2 separate regions of the Homo sapiens genome follow, and region 1 is linked to region 2. Evidence: chromatin loops called from intact Hi-C (ENCODE). Cell type or tissue: PC-3. All regions are shown on one strand. Each heading gives the region's core, and the rest is flanking DNA. Links, peaks and the distances in the headings are about the cores only.

Evidence for each region. Hi-C counts contacts between places; a loop is a spot of excess contacts. Peaks named below come from ENCODE experiments on the same cell type or tissue, not always from the same donor. Only the 100,000 strongest peaks of a DNase experiment are listed, where the experiment ranks them.
Region 1: it touches region 2 in a loop (5-fold over the local background); 8 of 110 quality-filtered maps call a loop at or near these places.

What each region holds. Positions count from the first base shown.
Region 1 is chr10:84,739,081-84,750,316 of GRCh38, forward strand. No RefSeq gene overlaps it. Among named protein-coding and RNA genes, the nearest start is that of CCSER2, 420 kb to the left of the region's middle. In PC-3, for the core only: a CTCF peak has its summit at 4,609 (motif pointing left); no DNase peak of the experiment used is centred there.
Region 2 is chr10:84,534,827-84,546,062 of GRCh38, forward strand. No RefSeq gene overlaps it. Among named protein-coding and RNA genes, the nearest start is that of CCSER2, 210 kb to the left of the region's middle. RefSeq lists enhancers at 427-926, 2,179-2,883, 8,213-8,712. In PC-3, for the core only: CTCF peaks have their summits at 2,793 (motif pointing left), 5,859, 6,061, 6,639 and 1 weaker place; DNase peaks (open chromatin) are centred at 2,745 and 5,405; H3K4me3 peaks cover 1,422 bases; H3K27ac peaks cover 925 bases.

The DNA of each region.
Region 1 (11,236 bases), core at 998-8,997, 200 kb after region 2:
TTTTTTTTCAGATGGAGTCTCGCTCTGTCACCCAGGCTGGAGTGCAGTGACATGATCTTGGCTCACTGCAACCTCTGCCTCCCCGGTTCAAGTGATTCTCCTGCTTCAGTCTCCCGAGTAGCTGGGATTACAGGAGCGTGCCACCATGCCGAGCTAATTTTTTGTATTTTTAGTAGAGATGGGGTTTCACTGTGTTAGCCAGGATGGGCTCGATCTGACCTTGTGATCCGCCCACCTCGGCCTCCCAGAGTGTTGGGATTACACGTGTGAGCCACCAGGCCCGGCCCATATATTCTCTTATTCACTCATTTACTTAGATCTTTTCAAATTTTCTCATTATTGTCTTACAGTGTTCAGCCTACATATTTTGTCCTTATTTAGATTTATACCTAATATTTCATATTTTTGTGTTATTTTCAATGTTATTTCAACTTCCATTTGTTCATTGCTAGTATATTGAAGTACAATTAATTTTTTTGCATTGTTCTTCTTCCCCATGATCTTGCTAAAGTCACTTTTTATTCCTAGTAGCTATGTTATAGATTCTTTTGGATTTTCTATGCAGACAATCATGTCTTCAGCAAATTGAGACTTTTTTTTCCCTTCAGTCTCTATTTTATTATTATTGTTTTTTGCTGTAATACACTAGACTTTGAAAATACTGTACACTTGGTCTACACTCTTGACCCACTCCCCTACTTTCTCCCATGCAGCAGCTGGAGAGTGTCTTCCTCCCAGGAGAGGGACTTCCTCCTGCAATGTCCTTCCAGTGCCCTCTACTGAGAAAGCACAACATTGTGCTGAATTTACAGGAAAGATGCTTAAATTAATTCTATTATCACAGAACATACATTGAAAATAAATATAGAAATGAGATGTAATAAATTAATAAATGGCACACCTCTTTTGCGATATTAGCATTTAATGCTAAAATTGTTGCCAAGTACTGCATCTCACAAATTAATGTATGCTGTGTTTTCATTTTCATTCAAGTTATAATATTTTCTAATTTCTCTTTTGACTTGGTCTTTGACCTACGGGTTATGCAAAAGTGTGTTTTGAAATTTCTCAATATTTGGATATCTCTAGCTATTCTTCTGTTATTGATTTCAAGTTTAATTTTGTTTTTATAAGAGAATATACTTTATATGACATTAATCATTTTAAATTTGTTGAAGTATGTTTTATGACCTGGAGTATGATTTATCATGGTGAATATTCCATGTGCACTTGAGAAAAACATGTATCCCGTAGTTGCTCATGAATGATTTCTCTAGATGTCAGTCAGGTCAAGTTAATTTGTAATGTTTTTAAGTCTAATGTATATTCTGATTTTGTTCTATTGATTACTAAGAGAAGATTTTGATGTCTGCCACTAAAATTGTGGATTTTAAAATTTAGCCTTTAGTCCCATCAATTCTTGCTTTCCTTATTTTGATACTCTGTTTTTAGTTGCATAGACATTTAAGATTGTTCTGTTCTCTTTGTGATTGATCCCTTTCTTATTATGAAATGCTCCTCTTTATTCCTGGTAATATTCCTTGTTCTTAAGTTTATGTTACCTGTTAGGAATATGGCTTATCCATCCTTCTTTTGATTAATATTTTGATGGAAGTGTAAACAGTTCAGTTATATTTAGGAATTGGGGTATGTTTGACTTGTTCTGTTTACCTTCAATGTACCACTGTCTTGAAGTTATTTTGATATTATTTTGTGCATAGAGTGGAAACTGGGGTACTAGAAAAATATTATCATTGTTCCAGCTTTGCCTTTAGTTTTAGACCTTTCCTATGCATCTGTGCACAGAGGGGATCTCTCTGTGCCCTCTACCATACCCCTCTAGTAAATTCTTACTGCTTTTTACTCTTTTGTTGCTTGACTGGTTTTACAAGTGTACTTTTTAATTTTCAAGTGTTTGGAGAATTTTCCCTGTTTTGACTTCTACTTTAATTACATTATAATAAGATAATATACTTTGTATGATTCTTTTTCTTTTAAATTCGTTAAGGTTTGGCCAGGTGTGGTGGCTTATTCCTGTAATCCCAGCAGTTTGGGAGGCTGAAGCGGGAGGATCGCTTGGGCCCTAGAGATCAAGACCAGCCTAGGCAACATAGCTAGACCACCATCTCTTAAAAAAATATATTGTTAAGATTTGTTTTACAATCTAGGATATGGTATATTTTAGTGAATCTTTCTTGTGAATTTGAAAAGGATGTGACTTCTGCTATTGTTGGATGAAGTGTTCAAAAAATGTTGGTTAGATCCTATTGATTTATGGTATTGTTGAGTTCTATATTTTTTTCTGATATTCAATCTATGAGCATTGTAATTTCTATCTGTAACAGAAAATTTGTCAATTTCTCCTTCAGTTTTCTCAGTTTTTATGCCCTGTATTTTGGAGCTCTGTTGTTAGGTGCATACACATTTAGGGTTGTTATATCTTCATGACAAATTGACTGTTGAATCATTATGTAAGGTTTCTCTTTATTTCTGGTAATTTTCTTTGTGCTGAAATCTACTTTGTCTGATATGAATATAGCAACTCCAACTTCTTTTGTAAGAGTTTGCATGGTATATCTTTTTCTATCCTTTTCCTTATAACCTATTTGAAGCATTAGATTTCACATGGACAACATATAGTTGTATTATGTTTTGCTACCCATTCTAATGATCTCTGTCTTTTAATTGGTGTGCTCAGACCATTTACATTTAATACAGTTATTGATATATTTGTATTCCACTTTACCATTTTATTATTTAGTTTTGTTTGTTCTCTTCATTTTTGTATCTCCATTCTCTATTTTCTGCATTCTTTTGCACTTTTTGAATATTTTTTGGTATTCTATTTTACTTGCCCATTGAGTCTTTGACTATATCTCCTTGAAATTTATTTTAGTAATTGCTCTAGAGAATTACTTAACTTTATATTTAGTCTAATTAGACTACATATTTTATCAACATCAAATGGATGTTGATATATCTTACCACCATATAGATCCCTTTTCTTACTAGGTGCATTGAAAACCCTGCAAGACAATGTTATAATTTTAACTTTCAACCATGAAACATATCTTAAGGATCTCAAGAGAAAGTAGTCTATATTTACCCAGATATTTACCATTTTGTTTTCTTCTTTCATTCCTTATGTTCCATTTTTCTTTCTGGTATTATTTTGCTTCTATCTGAAAAATTTGCATTAACAATATTTTTCTAAAGCAGGTCTGCTGGCAAATAATTCTCTTAGGTTTTCTTTATTTGAGAATATCTTATTTCTCTTTTATTTTTTGAAGAATATTTTCACTGAATAAAGAAATCTGGGCTGATGGTTCTTTCCTTTCAGTACCTAAAAATGTGTGCTACTTTATTCTGAACTCCATGATTTCTGATAAAAAATTCATTGTCATTTGAATTATTGTTTTCCTACAAATAATGCGTAGCTTGTCTCTGTTTAAAGGTTTTTAATTGCCTTCTATTCTTAGCAGGTTGCATATGTGTCACAGAGCATGGATTTCTTTGGGTTTGTCCTCTTAGGAATTTGTTGAACATTTTGAATCTTTAAGTTTATGTCTGTTGCTAAACAGGAAATTTCCAGCTATTAATTCTTCAAACATTTTTTTTCAGGTCTACATTCTTTTCTTATCTCCTTTTGGAACTCTAACGATACAATGTTAGACCTTTTTTATTATCGCACATGTTCCGAAGGCCCTGTTAATTTTTCTCAAATCTATTTTTTCTCTGTTACTCTGACTGGATAGTTTTTATTAAACTATCTTTGAGTTCACTGATCCCTTCCTCTGTCATATCCATTCCAATATTGAGACCTTTTAGTGAGGTTTTTTCCAATTGTAGTTATTGTATTGTTCAGTTGTACTATTTCTGTCCAATTCTGTTTCTTGCTGTAACTGTCTATTTTTTTATTTGTTTCACGAGTGTTAGAAATTACTTGGTGGAACATTTTTGTGATAGCTGCTTTAAGTTCTTTTTCATATTTTGAAACAGGGTCTCCCTCTGTCACTCGAACTAGAGTGCAGTGGTATGTTCATAGCTCACAGTAACCTCGAACTGGGATCCTCTTGCCCCAGCCTTCCTAGTAGCTAGGACTATAGGTATGCAACACCATATCCAGTTGATTTTTATTTTTTATTTTTTTATTGAGATGGGTTCTCTGTATGTTGTCCAGGCCGGTTACAAATTTTTGGCCTCAAGCAATCCTCACACCTTGGCCTCCCAAAGTGTTGGGATTACAGGTGTAAGCCACTATGCCTGGCCAATTGCTTTACGTTTTTTGTCAGATATTTTTAATATATTTTATTTTTACATTAGCATCTGTTGATTTTTTTTTGCCCTGTGTGAAGTGATATTTTTCTAATTCTTCATATATTGAGTACTTTTGGATTTGTTCCTGGGCATGAATATTATGTCATGAGGTACTGAGTCTTTAAAAATATTTATGTTAAATGTTATTTTTGTTTCAGCAAGCAATCAACCTGTTTAGGTTTAGGACACACAGTCCAGCCCACCTTCTGTGGACTGCAGTCCCAAAGTTAATTCAGTTTTCAGAGTCTTTGCAATGTTATTTTTAGTTGTCCTGTGTGTGTGCCACCCAGTGGCCACTCTGAGACCTGGGCAATAATCTGTGAGTTCCATCCTTAAATTCTTTGCTGTATTGATTAAATCAGATCTACCCATGGTCAACTTTGGGGTGAGAACAGAAATTCATTAACAAATCTTTATGGTGCCTCTTTCCCAAGCTATTCCCTCTCTCTGATTTCCTGCCTATTATTTTCTATATAGTTTCCTGGGCCTCTGATTTTTAATTATTATGTCAGAAAACTGGGGATTTAGTTGCTTCTCCATATATGCTTCTGCATCTAGAGAGAAACAGCAAGAAGACACAAGGAGAAATAAAATTAATAGAGGATTGACCCACCTTCTTGGGATTGGGGCTCCATGGACTGCAAAAAGCAGTTTTCCTCACTCAAAACTTGGATTCCTGTGGGCTCTCATTCCATCTCTGCTGCCATCACAAAGAGATTGTATGGGGCCTGGGACCCAAGAATGTGGAAGAAAAAAAATTAACGCAAGAAGATTTCCATACTTTCTCTAGGTACTAAGAAATCCCCTTTCTGTTTATTGAACCAGAACTAGAGGGCTTTTCCTGGAGTTACTTTTACACGCTGGTGCCCAATTCTAGATTTCAGTTTTTTGTTTTTTTTCTTTCAGTCTTTGTTCAGGTTTTATAGTTGCATTCAGTGGGAGAGACACGGGGACTACACTTAGTCCATTGTACCCCAAACTGTAATTCCTCTATTAAATTTTTAGTACAACAATTCAACATTTTGTTTATTTTTAAGATGTTCATTTGTTCTAAGACCTTTATATTTTCTTTGTTTTTTTCTTTAATAGTTTATAATATTAATATAAACTATATTAACTTTCAACCAGGTAAAGATATGAAGGAAGTCTTTTATAATTTTGAAAATAATTTTACTTTTTCTCCCAACTATATTTGCTATTGTCTTGTTTATTTACATTGTGGTATTTCCTGTGTTTTTGGTTTTCCAATACTTTATTTACTACCCCATATCCTAATGGGACCATAGTATTTGAAATGGCAAAAACATTGAAGGCATCTATGTTTCTCTCTGTGTATGGCTGTGCTTTATCTCACATATAGTGATATGTAGTTTTATACATTTCATCTTTTCTGTCAAAATAGATTGTTAACAATTTGAATTTTTATCCTTTTATTTAGGAGACTAATGCTAATATTTCCTGATTTTTGGATGTGCTAGTGAGTATCCTGAGAATAAAGCCTATACATAGTTTCTTTTAAGAGCAATAGGATATTCTTAATGTGTCTTGTTTTTTATCTTTCTTTTTGTATACCATCTGTGGCTACTATAATAAAAATTATATTTTTGTGATTCTGGGATAGTGAGTTGGTATCAATTAATGACATCTAGATTGCTATCTATTTATTTCTCTATCTTCCTTACTGAGCTGTGACCACCTTAAGGGCAGGTGGAAACGGTTTCTTCATGTTTATGTTGTCAGCAGCCAGAACAGCCAGGCAACATGTGGATACAAAAATACTTATTCATATTATTTTCCGCTGTGTTAATTTCTTTGACATTCTATATGTTTCTCAACTCTATTTTCTATGTTACTAATTGATTTTTCTGCAACATCAGTTCTATTTTTAACTACTTCCCATACTAATTTAAATGGTTCCATAGTGACATTCAAGTTTATTCTGTTCCTTTTTCAAAGGTGCCAAATAAATAATTCCTCATCGTTTTAAGATGTTTCAATTTTGTTCAAATTTTCTGAGAGATCAGGTTTCCTGACAGGCTGTTTTGCAGTTCTATTTTCATTGTTTGTCTATGGTAAGAGCTTAAATTGTCCAAGTCCAGGATTTGTGATTGGGTCATTCTTGAAGGAACATTCTTTTTTTTTTTTTTTTTTTTTTTTTTTGGTTTAAAATAACAGAAATTCATTCTCACAGTTCCGTGGAGGCCAGAGGTCCAAAATGAATATAACTACACCAAAATCAAATTGCTGGTGGATGCTTCATCCTCCAGAATTTCTAGGAGAGAATCTGTTACTTGATGCTTCCCATTTTTTTGTGGCTACTGGTATTCCTTTGTTTGTGGCTGCATCACTCCAATCTCTGGCTTCATGGTCACATTGTCTTCTCTTCTTCTGTCTGCAATCTCCCTGCCTCTGATTAAACACACTTGTGATTGCACTTAGGACCTATCTAGATCATCCAAGAAAATCTCCCTATCTCAAGATCCCCAACTTAATCACATCAGCAAAGACCTCATTTCCATGTAAGGTAATATAGGGTTCATGGATTAGGACCGGATGTCTTGGGGGCCATTATTCAGCTTACTACAACATATATTTATACACTTTGTGCCTGGATGAGTTCTCAGTATTTTAAATGTCTTAAGTTACTCTCACAACAATCTATGATATAGGTACTATTATTTTCATTTTTCAGATGGCAAGGCTGATGCAGAGAAAGGTCATAATAATTTGCCCAAGCTCGATCATACTCACATGTTCTTTGACCACATGCAATTACTTAGAACCAACAACAAAAGCTATTTTTTAAATTTTCTATTCTGAAATAATTCCAGATTTACAATAAATCTGCAAAACAGTACAAAGCATTCCTATAACTTCACTTAGATTTTCCAAAGGTTAACATCTTACCACATTTACTGTACCATTTTCTCTCTGTATAATTTGTCCAGAACCAGTTGCATATACAATACTCTGTTAACCCTAAACGTTCAGTATGCATTTCCTAAAAAACAAGGACTTTTTCCTCAAGAAACCATGACATTATTAGCAAAATCAGAAAGTCACACTGTTATAAGCTATTAATAATTTAAAGACCTTACTCAAATTTTACCGATAGTCTCAAAAATGTCTGATAGAGCAAAAGTTTAAATTGATCAGGATCCAATCAAGAAACATGTGCTGCATATACTTGTCACATCTCTTTAGTCTCCCTTAACCTGAAATTTTTGACAGGCATAGGCTGGTAATTTTGTAGGATATTCCTCAGTTTAGCTTTTTCTGATATTTCTCTCCACTATGATCATGTTATATATTTTTGGCAGGAATATCACATAATTAATGTGTCTTTGGCACATTTTGTCAGGATTCACAAAATATAGAATTGTCTTATTAACAGTGATATTAACAATACAAATTTTTTTTGAAAAAGAAATACATTTCTAAAACTCTTAAGTCTGTGCATATAAAAACACTTTAAAATACCAATAACAGGATCTGAAATTGTGGCAATAATCAATAGCTTACCAACCAAAAAGAGTCCAGGACCAGATGGATTCACAGCTGAATTCTACTAGAGGTACAAGGAGGAACTGGTACCATTCCTTCTGAAACTATTCCAATCAATAGAAAAAGAGGGAATCCTCCCTAACTCATTTTATGAGGCCAGCATCATCCTGATACCAAAGCCAGTCAGAGACACATCCAAAAAAGAGAATTTTAGACCAATATCCTTGATGAACATCGATGCAAAAATCCTCAATAAAATACTGGCAAAACGAATCCAGCAGCACATCAAAAAGCTTATCCACCATGATCAAGCAGGCTTCATCCCTGGGATGCAAGGCTGGTTCAATATACGCAAATCAATAAATGTCATCCAGCATATAAACAGAACCAAAGACAAAAACCACATGATTATCTCAATAGATGCAGAAAAGGCCCTTGACAAAATTCAACAACACTTCATGCTAAAAACTCTCAATAAATTAGGTATTGATGGGACGTATCTCAAAATAATAAGAGCTATCTATGACAAACCCACAGCCAATATCATACTGAATGGGCAAAAACTGGAAGCATTCCCTTTGAAAACTGGCACGAGACAGGGATGCCCTCTCTCACTACTTCTATTAGACATAGTGTTGGAAATTCTGGCCAGGGCAATTAGGCAGGAGAAGGAAATAAAGAGTATTCAATTAGGAAAAGAGGAAGTCAAATTGTCCCTGTTTGCAGATGACATGATTGTATATCTAGAAAACCCCATTGTCTCAGCCCAAAATCTCCTTAAGCTGATAAGCAACTTCAGCAAAGTCTCAGGATACAAAATCAATGTACAAAAATCACAAGCATTCTTATACACCAACAACAGACAAACAGAGAGCCAAATCATGAGTGAACTCCCATTCACAATTGCTTCAAAGAGAATAAAATACCTAGGAATCCAACTTACAAGGGATGTGAAGGACCTCTTCAAGAACTACAAACCACTGCTCAATGAAATAAAAGAGGATACAAACAAATGGAAGAACATTCCATGCTCATGTGCAGGAAGAATCAATATCATGAAAATGGCCATACTGCCCAAGGTAATTTATAGATTCAATGCCATCCCCATCAAGCTACCAATGACTTTCTTCACAGAATTGGAAAAAACTACTTTAAAGTTCATATGGAACCAAAAAAGAGCCCGCATCGCCAAGTCAATCCTAAGCCAAAAGAACAAAGCTGGAGGCATCACGCTACCTGACTTCAAACTATAATACAAGGCTACAGTAACCAAAACAGCATGGTACTGGTACCAAAACAGAGATATAGATCAATGGAACAGAACAGAGCCCTCAGAAATAACGCTGCATATCTACAACTATCTGATATTTGACAAACCTGAGAAAAACAAGCAATGGGGAAAGGATTCCCTATTTAATAAATGGTGCTGGGAAAACTGGCTAGCCATATGTAGAAAGCTGAAACTGGATCCCTTCCTTACACCTTATACAAAAATTAATTCAAGATGGATTAAAGACTTAAATGTTAGACCTAAAACCATAAAAACCCTAGAAGAAAACCTAGGCAATACCATTCAGGACATAGGCATGGGCAAGGACTTCATGTCTAAAACACCAAAAACAATGGCAACAAAAAACAAAATTGACAAATGGGATCTAATTAAACTAAAGAGCTTCTGCACAGCAAAAGAAACTACCATCAGAGTGAACGGGCAACCTACAGAATGGGAGAAAATTTTCGCAACCTACTCATCTGACAAAGGGCTAATATCCAGAATCTACAATGAACTCAAACAAATTTACAAGAAAAAAACAAACAACCCCATCAAAAAGTGGGCAAAGGATATGAACAGACACTTCTCAAAAGAAGACATTTATGCAGCCAAAACACACATGAAAACATGCTCATCATCACTGGCCATCAGAGAAATGCAAATCAAAACCACAATGAGATACCATCTCACATCAGTTAGAATGGCAATCATTAAAAAGTCAGGAAACAACAGGTGCTGGAGAGGATGTGGAGAAATAGGAACACTTTTACACTGTTGGTGGGACTGTAAAGTAGTTCAACCATTGTGGAAGTCAGTGTGGTGATTCCTCAGGGATCTAGAGCTAGAAATACCATTTGACCCAGACATCCCATTACTGGGTATATACCCAAAGGACTATATATCATGCTGCTATAAAGACACATGCACATGTATGTTTATTGTGGCATTATTCACAATAGCAAAGACTTGGAACCAACCCAAATGTCCAACAATGATAGACTGGATTAAGAAAATGTGGCACATATACACCATGGAATACTATGCAGCCATAAAAAATGATGAGTTCATGTCCTTTGTAGGGACATGGATGAAATTGGAAATCATCATTCTCAGTAAACTATTGCAAGGACAAAGAACCAAACACCACATGTTCTCACTCATAGATGGGAATTGAACAATGAGAACACATGAACACAGGAAGGGGAACATCACACTCTGGGGACTGTTGTGGGGTGGGGGGAGGGGGGAGGGATAGCATTAGGAGATATACCTAATGCTAAATGATGAGTTAATGGGTGAAGCACACCAGCATGGCACAGGTATACATATGTAACTAACCTGCACATTGTGCACATGTACACTAAAACTTAAAGTATAATAATAATAAAACAAAACAAAAAAGAAACAAAAAACACTTTAACGAACAGGTCAAATAAATCATAATGTAAAGATATAAGTGGAAAAGCAATAAAAATATGTATAGATACATGTTTGTATGTACGCATACACCCAATCATGGGGTGAAGCAAAGGAGATAATTCAGATAAACTCAGATACTTACTATAGAAAAAACCTTGAAGATGAATGAGATAAATGTCCAATTTACAAAATGAGAAAAACCAACAGAACAAACCATCCGAAAGCAGAACATAAAAGAGAAGGGGAGAGAGAGTGAACAAAGCTAAGGTTGGTCTGAAGGAACATTCTTAACTTTCATTTCCAACTGGGGTTGAGTGATGGCTTCTCTGGGCTGCTAAAGTGCATAGTTTCAGTTTTCTCCATAATCAGAAAGAAATGATCATCAATATTGCTTCTAAATTTGAGGTTTTATTTTTGTGCTAAATGGAAGAAGTTTATTAGAAATAATAAACTATTAATAGAATAGAAATAATAAACTATTAGAAATAGAAATATCTTCCCACTTTTCAGAATATCAAGTATTTCCAAACATGGAATAGAGCTCATGAGAAAGAGCTCCTTTCCATTTGGAGTAAGGGTCAAAAAAAGCATTTGTCTTTTTGTAATCAAATTGTCAGAGTCCTTCCTACCCCTGTATTAGGGCTGGTATTGGCGCTCAAGCCTGTTGGCACATTTGCCCCTCCAGCCTCTCAGCTGAGAGGAAACAGGTCCCTGCTGGATCAG
Region 2 (11,236 bases), core at 1,687-9,686:
GGGGGACTGTTGGGAAGGCATGATATGTTTTGAAATGTGAGGACATGAGATTTGGGAGAGGTTAGGGGTGGAATAATATGGTTAGGCTGTATCCTCACCCAAATCTCAGTTTGAATTGTAGCTCCCGTAATTACCACATGTTATGGGAAGGACCCAGTGGGAGGTAATTGAATCATGGGGGTGGGTATTTCCTGTGCTGCTGTTTTTGTAGTGAATAAGTCTCACGAGATCTGACGGTTTTAAAAAAGGGAGTTCCCCTGCTCATTCTCTCTCTTGCCTGCCTCCACATAAGAAATGCCTTTCGGCCGAGCGTGGTGGCTCACGCCTATAATCCCAGCACTTTGGGAGGCTGAGGCGGGTGGATCACTAAGTCAGGAAATCGAGACCATCCTGGCTAACATGGTGAAACCCCGTCTCTACTAAAAAATATAAAAAATCAGCCAGGTGTGGTGGCGGGCGCCTGTAGTCCCAGCTGCTCAGGAGGCTGAGGCAGGAGAATGGCGTGAACCCGGGAGGCGGAGCTTGCAGTGAGCCGAGATCGCGGCACTGCACTCCAGCCTGGGCGACAGAGCGAGACTCCGTCTCAAAAAAAAAAGAAAAAAAAAAAAAAAAGAAATGCCTTTCATCTTCCACCATGATTGTGAGGCCACCCCAGCCACATGAAACTGTGAGTCCATTAAACTTCTTTTCCTTTATAAATTACCCAGTCTTTGGTATATCTCTATCAGCAGGATTAAAGCAGACTAATAGATCTTTGTATTAGTTCTGATAGTGCTTTTATGGGTTCCTTGGGATCTTCTGCACACAGGAGCTTGTCATCTACAGTAGACAGTATTACTTTTCCTTTCCCAGTGTGGATGCCTTTGTTCCCCACCTTGTACTTGCCTGATTGCACAGCCCCCTTTTCTCTCAAGGCTGATGCTGCTGAAGCTGGAACCCCCAAGAGAGATTGACTCCCCGTGGCCATAGACCTATGCTGTGACCTTTGGTGGCCCAGGAGGATAGCAGCAATGAGCCACAGCTGCCTTCCAACTTTGTGGGGGTGGGAAGGCAAAGCCTGTGCTCACTGTCAGATGTCCATCACAGGCCCATGTGGCCATGGGGCATGGCCCCAGGTCTCTGGACCCTCTAATTTGGGATCCCTAGTTCTGAGAGCCCCACTGAAGATTTTGCATCTGATTCCTACCTTATTCCTCCAAACACACTGTGTAGCAAGAGATGACTGTCTGGGCGCCACATGGTGACCCCAAATTGTTTTAATAAAGTTAGTCTTACATTATTCCTTATCAGTGAGTGAAGCAGTGGGAATCTTAGGAATATAGCACAGAGGGTTTGGGAAGCTGAGTATGCCAGACTGTAGGGCCTGTGGTGTTTAGATATATGCTCCCCAAACTGAGGCAAGGCCTCATGTCTAATATTGATTTTTTAACACAGGAAGAGATTTAGAGAGGGAGGTTGAGGGGGAATCACTTCTCATGGAACCAAGGAGCTTCAGGGAAGGTTAAGCTGCCTTCAGAGGGTTATTTAGAATATCTGAGGGGGTGGAGTTTAAAGAAAGAATATTCAATACTATAATTTTAATTTTGTTTTCCAAATCTGAGTTTCTTTTGCTGTAATATAAACTTGAAAATTAAATTCAACAAAATCATTTTTGTTCTTGGAAACAGAAAATACAGCGAGTTTCAAAGGAAACAACAGGGAGTTTGGGGGTTTCTATGGTCCTGCAGGTGGAGACTGCGCTGGAGAAAACCCAGCGTTATTACACCCACGTGGGTGTGGAATGCAGAAGCCTGGTCGCATAATAATACATGATGTTTATTGAGTGTTCTCTGACACTCAACAATAATAGTTAATGTTTGTTGAGTGCTTTATAAATGCAACCATTATAAATGAAGGACCACTCTTGTTTAGTGTTGACGGAGGGTGCAGTGGAAAAACTAAAACACAGTCCGGGAGCCAAAAGTTCACAATAGTGTCAACTCTTTACTTGCTTTGTCAAAAATGGTGACGGGATCCAAATACACTGCACAATGACATTCGTAAAGAGATTTGTTCACCTCTCCAGCCCACTTCCCACAAGCCTTCCCCACAGCACAAGCTGCTCCCAGACATCTTTCTTCCCAGTGCACCTACCACATCCCTCCCTCCCCATCCAGTTTCTGACCCCAAAGAGCAGCAGGGCCAGAAGTCAGTTCTCCCACCTTGGCACAAAGAAGAGCCCATGCGGAGGCCTCATTTCCAACATCTCGTAGACCAACAGGCACAAGAGTGTCACACTGGGGTCTAGAAGCATGACTCCATGTGCTGTGCTGGGTGCTTTATGTGTTGATGATGATAATGATGGTAGCTTCTAACCCTTGATGTTCTGTGTGGCCAGGCATTGTTCTAAGCGCTTTATATCCTGCCCTCAAATTCTTGCAACATTCCTAAGAAGCAGGCACTAGCCTCACTATTTTACAGAGGAGAAACTAAGGCTTGAAGTTAGATACCTTGCCTGCACTTACAGCTATTAAATGGCGAAATAGAATTTGAAACCAGGTCATCTGCATCAGAATCCATGCACTTAATCACAAGGCTACTACTACATCTCCAGCTATATTTCATCTCAGTTCGTTTTCACAATAGCATTTCCTTTTTCACATGATAAAACAGAGGAGAGGCTCAGAGTGTTAAAAGTCAATGGCCCAAGTCATAGAGCTATTAAAGGAGTGGAATAGGCCGGAGCGATAGTGGGGAGGGCCGGCGGGAGGCTGAAGGCGGTAGTCTATTGTACAATGCTGCCATCTAGTGGTAAAATCTGAAACCTTCCTTATACGTACCCCGCCCATTTCTAAAAATGATTTACAGTTGCTTGAAGTTTCAGAAGATGGAAACCCTGTCAAATCCTCAAAGTATTAAAATAAAAGTGAAAGGAAAACAACCATATCATAATGGAGGAATAGCTGAGGCAATAGTTTTTAACTGAGAACCTACTTGGCTCTGAGTTTCCTGGCAGCCAAGGCTAAGAAGGAAATGTGTGTTCCATTGCTTATTGCACAATAAAAAGTCGATTAATCCATCACAAGACCAGCCTTGGACTTCATTTTTAATTCAACAACAATGGCACTAAAGATGTTGTAGGTGCCCTCCTGTGGACATTCATTTACCTGGAAAAGCCAACCAAGGGTCCCGATGGAACAAGTATGCTTGTTTATATAGGGGCCCTGGCTCAGCCTTTCCCCAAGCAGTCATTCCTGGGATGAGAATGACCCATGAAGGCTTTCAGCAAATGCTATCCACTAGGTCTTTCGGGCCCAGGCACCACCCACATTTGTGGTAGTTTTGGTTCAGTTATGTTTCGAAGGCAGCGCTGAGGGCCTGGCCCCTTGGTTTGGACTTTGGGTGGTGGCAGTGACAGTGCTCTGTTGTTCCATGAGCTCCAGAGATGTACTCTAGACCTGCGCTGTCCAATAAGGCAGTCACAGGTTACATGTGGCTCCTGAGCACTTAAATTGCAGCTGGTCTGAACTGAGATGCCCTGGAAATATAAAATCCACAGCAGATTTCATATAAAAAAGGAAAAATATCTCATTAATAATTGTTATACTCATTACATCTTGAAATAAATTATTTCATGCTGGATTAATAAAAAATAAGTTATTAATTTTACTTATTTCTTTTCACATTATAAAATGGGACTTTTAAAAAATTTAAAATTGAGTATGTGGCTGGCACTGTATTTCTTTCACGTCTAGAGATAGAAGAAATACTCTAGAGAGAGTATTTCTCTCTCTTCCTGGCTCCAGAGAGGTGGACTAGGCACTCTGGTCACCACGGGTAATGCCCCAAAACCCTAAGAACCTTTTGTGTTATTATGGGAGAACAGTTGTCTTTGTCTTCTAGATGCAGGCTAGCTTAGAGTTGAAGAATTTGGCTAAAGTGTTCAGTGGCTCCAAACAACTTTGCTCTGCCAGTTGGGACACGTTCTCTGTGTCAGCAGGCCAGGGATTGGGGTGGGGGTGTTGTCAACAATGGGAAAGGAGGGGCAGGGGGAAGGCAAGTTTGTTTCTCAGAAGTAGAATGAGCCACCCCTGCACCTGAAGTGGGTGTCTCTTTTGAAAAGGATTCTTTGGTCTCCAGGTATACAGTGCTCCTTCCATCACTGGGGTCCAGGTCTGGGCCCCAGCATTTGGACTTCACTCACCAAGGCCAGCTCTGATTTGCTGATGTATCAGTTATAGTTTTCAGAAGCCAATTTGCAAATTTCCTTTCAGATCTTAAAAAGGCTGGAAAGCAGAGAGATGAGGGCATAAAGCTTTGTAAATTATCAAAATCCCAAGCACACACATCTTCAAGCGCACAGGAACCACAAGTCCCCAATCATTATTGTGGTTCTGCTTTTTCCCCTATATTATGTGTTACAATATTACGAGTCAATTTCCCAGAAGTTTTAGCTGCTTTTCTCTGGCTGCACTAATTATATCAATAACAAACTCACAATCACATCAAATGACTGTCAACATATCCCAGTGCGCCATGCTCCATGAAATGACTAAATAAAGCAAAATTCCTTTATGGATTCCTTGGAGTATAACTGATCACAAGTTTGAGAATCTTGGGCTAAATCCAAAAGATGGCATCAAGCTCCCAGGCAGCTGGCCAAAATGTGAAGGCAATCTGCCTGGATGAACTTCTTCAAAATTTCCAGTTTACTCTTAGCACATCTAAGGTCACTGTATGAGTCCGTTTTCATGCTGCTGATAAAGAGATACCTGAGACTGGGCAATTTACAAAAGAAAGAGATTTAATGGATTTACAGTTCCACATGGCTGGGGAGGCCTCACAATCATGGCAGGAGGTGAAAGGCAGGTCTCACATGGTGGCAGACAAGAGAAGAGAGCTTGTGCAGGGAGACTCTGTTTTTCAAACCATCAGATCTCACGAGACTTATTCACTATCACAAGAACAGCACGGGAAAGACCTGCCCCCATGATTCAGTTACCTCCCACCAGGTCTCTCCCACAATAACTGAGAATTCAGGATGAAATTTGGGTGGTGACATGGCCAAACCACATCAGTCACACTCCAATTCTTGAATGAAACTGGGTAGGACCAGTGCCCACCCAAATGATCAGAAGGGAGTGTGTGCCTCCCACACAGTAACTCCCCATTAAATGTGAGTTCTCACGTCAGAGGTGCATAGGGCTGGGGAGCCAGAAGTATGTGAGGTCTCTTTCTGGGCTTAAAGCAGGGAAGGAACCCAGAAGCCCCCTGCTGAGCAGAGGACTCACTGTGGGGTTTGCCCTTTGGTAAGTCTGAATTTTGGTGGTCGAATTCAAAAGCCTCCTGTAGCGTGCAAAGGACACAGCTTCAGAGCCTTCCAGGGTGGCTAGCTCATGGTGGTCACGCCCCACCTCCTGTGGAATGAATGGATTCCACAGGGCTTAGTTGTCTGTTACTGTCTTGTTTCCTGTTACCCTGGGCTATGTCTCTTAGGCTGCCTCCAAATCTTCAGGGCAGCCTTGGAGGAGCCTCACACCGGACTCAGGCTAGAGCTCCCAAGGGAGAGCAAAGCCGTGGGGTGACTAGGTGCTCAGTGAGTCCCCAGGGGAAAGGGAAACTTGGGGAACAGGATGCAGGGCTGTGCTACCTGGCAGCCCTCCTTTCAAAGGGGATGCATCTCTGGCCATCATAAAAGATTCAGTTCTGTCAAGGGCCTTCCAACATGCAGAGCGTGAATGAGGCCTGTCAAGGGGCTCCCGGGGCCTCCCTCCCTTCGCCTCCTTCCTCCAGATGATGTTTCTTTCCCTGGGGTCTTGGCAGCTGGTCCTGAGCTCCCGGCGGCCCATTTCCCGGACCTGCGTTCCCAGGCATGGCCACACGAGTGCGCCCGGCTCCCGCTCCGGATCCGCCTCACCGGGGCTGAGTCAGGCTAGCTAACGGGCCGCGGGATCCCAGGGCCGGGTCCCCCGACCCTGCCTGATCATCTGAGGGGCAACTTCGCTGCGCTTGGAAATCCTCTTGACGACTTTGTCTGCCAGGACGCCCCAGCGGGGCCAGCTGAGCGTCCTGGCCTGCGGCTACAGCCTATGGTGAGGGGTGGAAACGGCGCCCTCCTCCAGTGCTGCAGAAGTGATGAAGATTCCCGCGACCTGGAGGCACCAAGTCCTTCTCAAGCGCAGGGGAGAGGGAGGGCGCGGTGCGGGGGGGTCCTGGGGGGCTCCCTCGGAATGAGGGATGGGTCTCCCGACGGCGCCCCCAGCCAGGGCCAGAAGCGTGGGCGCGCCGCGTTCCCGGTGCTTCCGTGCAACACGTTTCTGTCTCTCCCGTTTTCCAGAGGGAAAATTTGCCGTGGGAAGCAAGGATTCCCGAGCCTCGGTCCTGTCCACGCGGTGCAGGGCACCTGTCCAAGGTGGGCCTGGCCTGGCCCTGCCCAGATTCAGCCAGGTGACCGGGGCTGCAGGCAGATCCAGATGACAACGAAGTGCTCTCCCCTCCATTCTCCAGGCCTCTCCTGCGGGGACCCAGCTGGAAGGCCTATGGGCTCCCACCCCTCAGGGCAAAGGCTGGACTTAAGGGCCAGGCTTTCCAGGTGTCATTTCCTCTCCGAACCTCTGGGTGTCACTCACCTCGAATTTCCTGTCTTTAGTTGGGCATTGGCCGACAGAGCGCGGAATCTCTGCTGCCCTGCTCAGGCAGAAGGGCTTGGCCTCCTTCCCACAGGCCATGGTCCCCAAACACCACTCAGCACCCCCAGGCAGGCTGCACATCTGGATGGGCATAGGGGGAATAGGATCCCACACTCACCCTCACCATGGCCTCAGGCTGTGCAGAGCATGCTTCCAGGTCCTTGACTTTGGGTTTGGGCAGATGACTTTGGCCAATGGAATATTAGCAGTCATAGGGTTAGCAGAGGCTTTCAATGTGCTTGAGAGATTGGCTTTGCATCCCCGCACTTCACTGATTGAACCTAAATGAGAAGCGTTTCCTCCTGGTAGCTGCTGCCCTTTCATCCTGGATCCCATAATAAGCACACATAGAGCAGGCCTGAGCCCAACCTGCAGTGGGAAGCCGAGCCCTGCAGTCCCACTGCCCGAAGCAGAGCCGACCTGCTGAGCCCAGCCTTGACAAGCATCCAGTTGTCTTCAGTGGGCCACACTTACAAGCATGGGAATTAGTGCTTATTGTCATATGCCACTGAGAGCTTGTGGAGGTTGTCCAGCAAAGCTGACTGACCAATGTCCTTTTCTCAGTCAGGCCTGAATGACTCATAGCCCAATTCCATGATACAAATGATATCATTGAGACAATGATATTTTGAAAATTGTGCAAGCCACAGAGCTGTCTTCCTAAGAGCTTGTATGGTGTGTATGGTGTATATGCTTGTGTGTGTGTGTGTGTGTGTGTGTGTGTGTGTGTGTGGTGTATGTGTGTAGGCAGGGGAGGACACTATCTTCAGTCAGAGTTCAGGCAAATGCCCTGCACCACCAGTACAAGGTGAGGGGCCAGGCTGCTACCCAGCATCACCCCGGGATGGAATTCCGCAAAGACTTGATAGAGGGGCCCAACTTGATACAACAGTGTTCTTATTAATTGTCTCCAAATCTTGTAGCCTCCACTTATGGAACAATTGACACCGCATAGAGAGATTGTGATTTTCTTTCCTTTTCTCTGTTGGGTAGGGCTAGAGCAGCTGTCTTGTCTCATTCAAAGCCATGGAAGACGCCACCGCCAGTTACGCTGGTATTTCCAAGCATCATAGCTTTCCTTCCCTGTAGCTCAAGTACAACAGCATGTTCTAAGGATCCTGATTTGCCTCGAGTTTACACACCTGATAAGTGGTTTCCTTTGCAAGAGCCATAAAACACAGTGGATGGTGACCTGCGGGCCCAGCACAGGTATTCTAAAGCAATTAGCCACCAGCCAGGAAAAGCCATTATACGAACAGTGGGCTGAGTTGTGATGGACAGGTCGTATTCCATGAAGATTCCCGATTAGAACTCTGGAAAAGGAGCGAACAGACAGATTGGCAAGCCTCCGCCTCTACTTTTACCCATTAGTAGCCCTCCGCAGGTCACGGGGTGTTACAGCTGGGCTTTGGCTACTGCAGCCCCCTCTGCCTCCCTTGCTGCAAAGCTGAACCCAGTGGTTGACTGGGGGGGATTTCTGGCCAGGCCTGGACCCCTCCCCCTCTCCACTCCTCCCCAGCCTTTACTGCCCTGTGTCTTTCTGGGGCATTGCTTTGTGCAAAGACAAGTAATACCAGGGAGTTGTCAGGAAATATGCCCCTCACAGACCCCCTAGGACTCACTGCAGCTGACATCTGAGCTGCTTCTCTTCTAAAATGTTGCTCCTAAAGCTCAAAAACAGGAGCAGATTTCAGCAGCTGCTCCAGTTTCTCTCGGCGTGATGAAATAATGAGGGAGAATTGCCCCGTGACATCTGATACAGAACGTTCCTGTTTCCAGTTTACCCACATAACAAGATAGTTTCATTGATAATGAGATAAGCAGAGAGCGGTGCTCGGGAAGGCCTGGTGTCATTATGGAGCTATTTCTATGTTAATGGCGATGAGAGGAGAATGCAGAAACGGCTGTCACAGATTGACAAGGGTGATGTTAAATACGCCTGCTGCAATGCAGCCGCCGTGGAAGGCCCCATTCAATACGTGGGCTGAACAAACGGTGGGTGACTTGTATGCTTTGTGGAGAAGGGGGTGTTTGTGCCCCTCTCTGAACCCTCCTTGCCCTGCTCCCACAATCTTTGAAGCCGTCTCTCTCACCTTCTCTTGTCGGGCATTTGACCCTCTCTGCCTACGGGCCAGCCTCCCAGGGTTATCCAAGAAGGGTCTTTGAGATAGATACAAAGCTCAGGTCATCAGCCTGGGAGGAGGCCGATCATACTTTAAGGGGCCCAAAGTTGAAGATAGGGAAACTGACTCTAAGCTGGACAAGGGATAAAGTCATGAGATTAACTGAAGTAGATGATGGAGAACCAGATCCAAACTTGCTTAGGTGGGAGCAGTTCAGGTGTGGCTGATTTGGGTTTGACAGAAGCCGTACGGATGCTGTTTCTTTCCATCCTTCTTTACGCTCCTGTCTCCTCCATGTCATGTCTGGTCTCAGGCTCCTACCCCTGGCAGGACAGCCACAATCTGTTAGGCTCTAGGGGGAGAGGGAGAGTCCCTTTCTAGGAAACCCAGTAAAGGTGTCACTCCCTACCTGTGACTTAGATTGGGCCATGTGTTCATCTCTAAAACTGCATCAGTTGAGAAGCAATACTCTGACTGGCCAGGCCTGGGCCATGGAGTCTACCTGAGTCACGTGGTCTGCAGGCAATGGTCTTTCGTAAGCCATTGCCAGAAGTCCAGTGAATCATACTCATCTTCTTTTGGGCTCACATTTTTTTTTTTGTTTGTTTTTCCTTCTTGAATCATTGTTGTCTGAGAAACGAGGGACAGAGAAACTGCGCATACTGCTCCTCTCCCTGTCCCATAGGAAGAGGTCTTTAGCGTGGCCCAGAGCCTTCCTGGTTAGGCCTCTACCCTCCCACCCCAGCTGCCTCTCCGACCCATCCCGGTCCCCCAAACAGCGTGCTTTTCCATCCTTGTGCTTTTACATGAGCATCTGCCCAAGGGGCCCAGACTTTCCTTCTCCAACCAAAAGACTCCTATGGATCCCTCAGGACCCAAATTGTCTCACCCCTTCTGTGATGCTTTCCCCGAGTTCTTCCAGGCATTTGTCTACGGTCTGACTCCCTGTAAAACTCTTTATCACATTGTTATCTCATGACCCTAGGAGGCTAGGAGCTCCTGGAAGACTGTATTTTAAAGTATTCTTTATTTTTTTTAGAGACAGGATCTCACCTGTCATCCAGGCGGGAGTGCAGTGGCGCGATCATGGCTTACTGCAGCCTTGACCTCTTGGGCTCAAGTGATCCTCCTGCCTCAGCCTCTTGAGTAGCTAGGACTATAGGGGTATGCTACCACGCCCAGCTACTTTTAAAAAAAATATTTTTGGCTGGGCGTGGTGGCTCATGTCTGTAATCTCAGCACTTTGGGAGGCCAAGGCGAGCGGATCACCTGAGGTCAGGAGTTCAGCCTGGCCAACATGGTGAAACCCTGGCTCTACTAAAAAATACAAAAAAATTAGCCGGGCATGGTGGCGGGCACCTGTAGTCCCAGCTACTCAGGAGTCTAAAGCAGATAATCGCTTGAACCCAGGAGGCAGAGGTAATCGCTTGAACCCAGGAGGCAGAGGTTACAGTGAACCAAGATCATGCCACTGCACTGCAGCCTGGGTGACAGAGCAAGACTCTGTCTCAAAAAAAAAGGATTTTTGTAGAGGTGGGGTCTTGCTATGTTTCCCAGGCCGGTCTCAAACTCCTGGACTCAAGCAATCCTCCCACCTTGGCCTCTCAAAGTGTTGGGATTACAGGGATGAGCCACTGTGCCCAGCCAAAATATTCTTTTCAGTTTTTTTTTTATTATGAAACATTTTCAAACATTAAAAAAAACAAAACATTTAAATATGTGTTCACCACCCAAATCTAATAGATGATAACAGCTTGCCACATTTGTTTTACCTTTGTCTCTCTCTTTGAAGAAATAAAATATTAAAAGAATACAACTAAAGCCCCAACACTCCCATTCCCTTCCCCTCTACTCCCAGGCTTCTGAAGTTGAGTTAAATCTCTATTCAATTTCACACTCTTCAGAATTATTCATGTTAATTTATAAATATGTTTTGTTCATTTGTACCGCAGTGGAGTGCTTTTGATTGTAAGAATAAACCATGGTTACTTATCCTTTTCCCTCCTGGGGAGTACATTTGTTTCTGACTTTTCAACATTGTAAACCTTCTGCAGTGAATGTTGTTGCCTGTATCTCCTGTTGCCAAAGCAAGAATCTATCAGCAGGTACACTAGTAGTGGAATTGTTGGCTTTACATAGGGTGTGTGCATCCTCAGCTTTAAAAAACATTGTCAAGGCCAGGTGCCTTCCCAAGTGCCTTCCCAGCTACTCAAGAATTAGAGCAGGGAGGATTTCTGGAGCCCAGGAGGTTGAGACTGCAGTGAGCCATGACTGCACCACTGCATTTCAGCCTGGGCAACATAGTGAAACCCTGTCTCAAAATCAACAACAAAACATGAATAAACTTTACTTGAGTTTTCTCCAAGTTCAGTCTGACTATAAGAAAATGAAGTCATATTTTGGTTCATTTTTATTTGCCCTATGACTGATGGGGCCAAGCCTTTT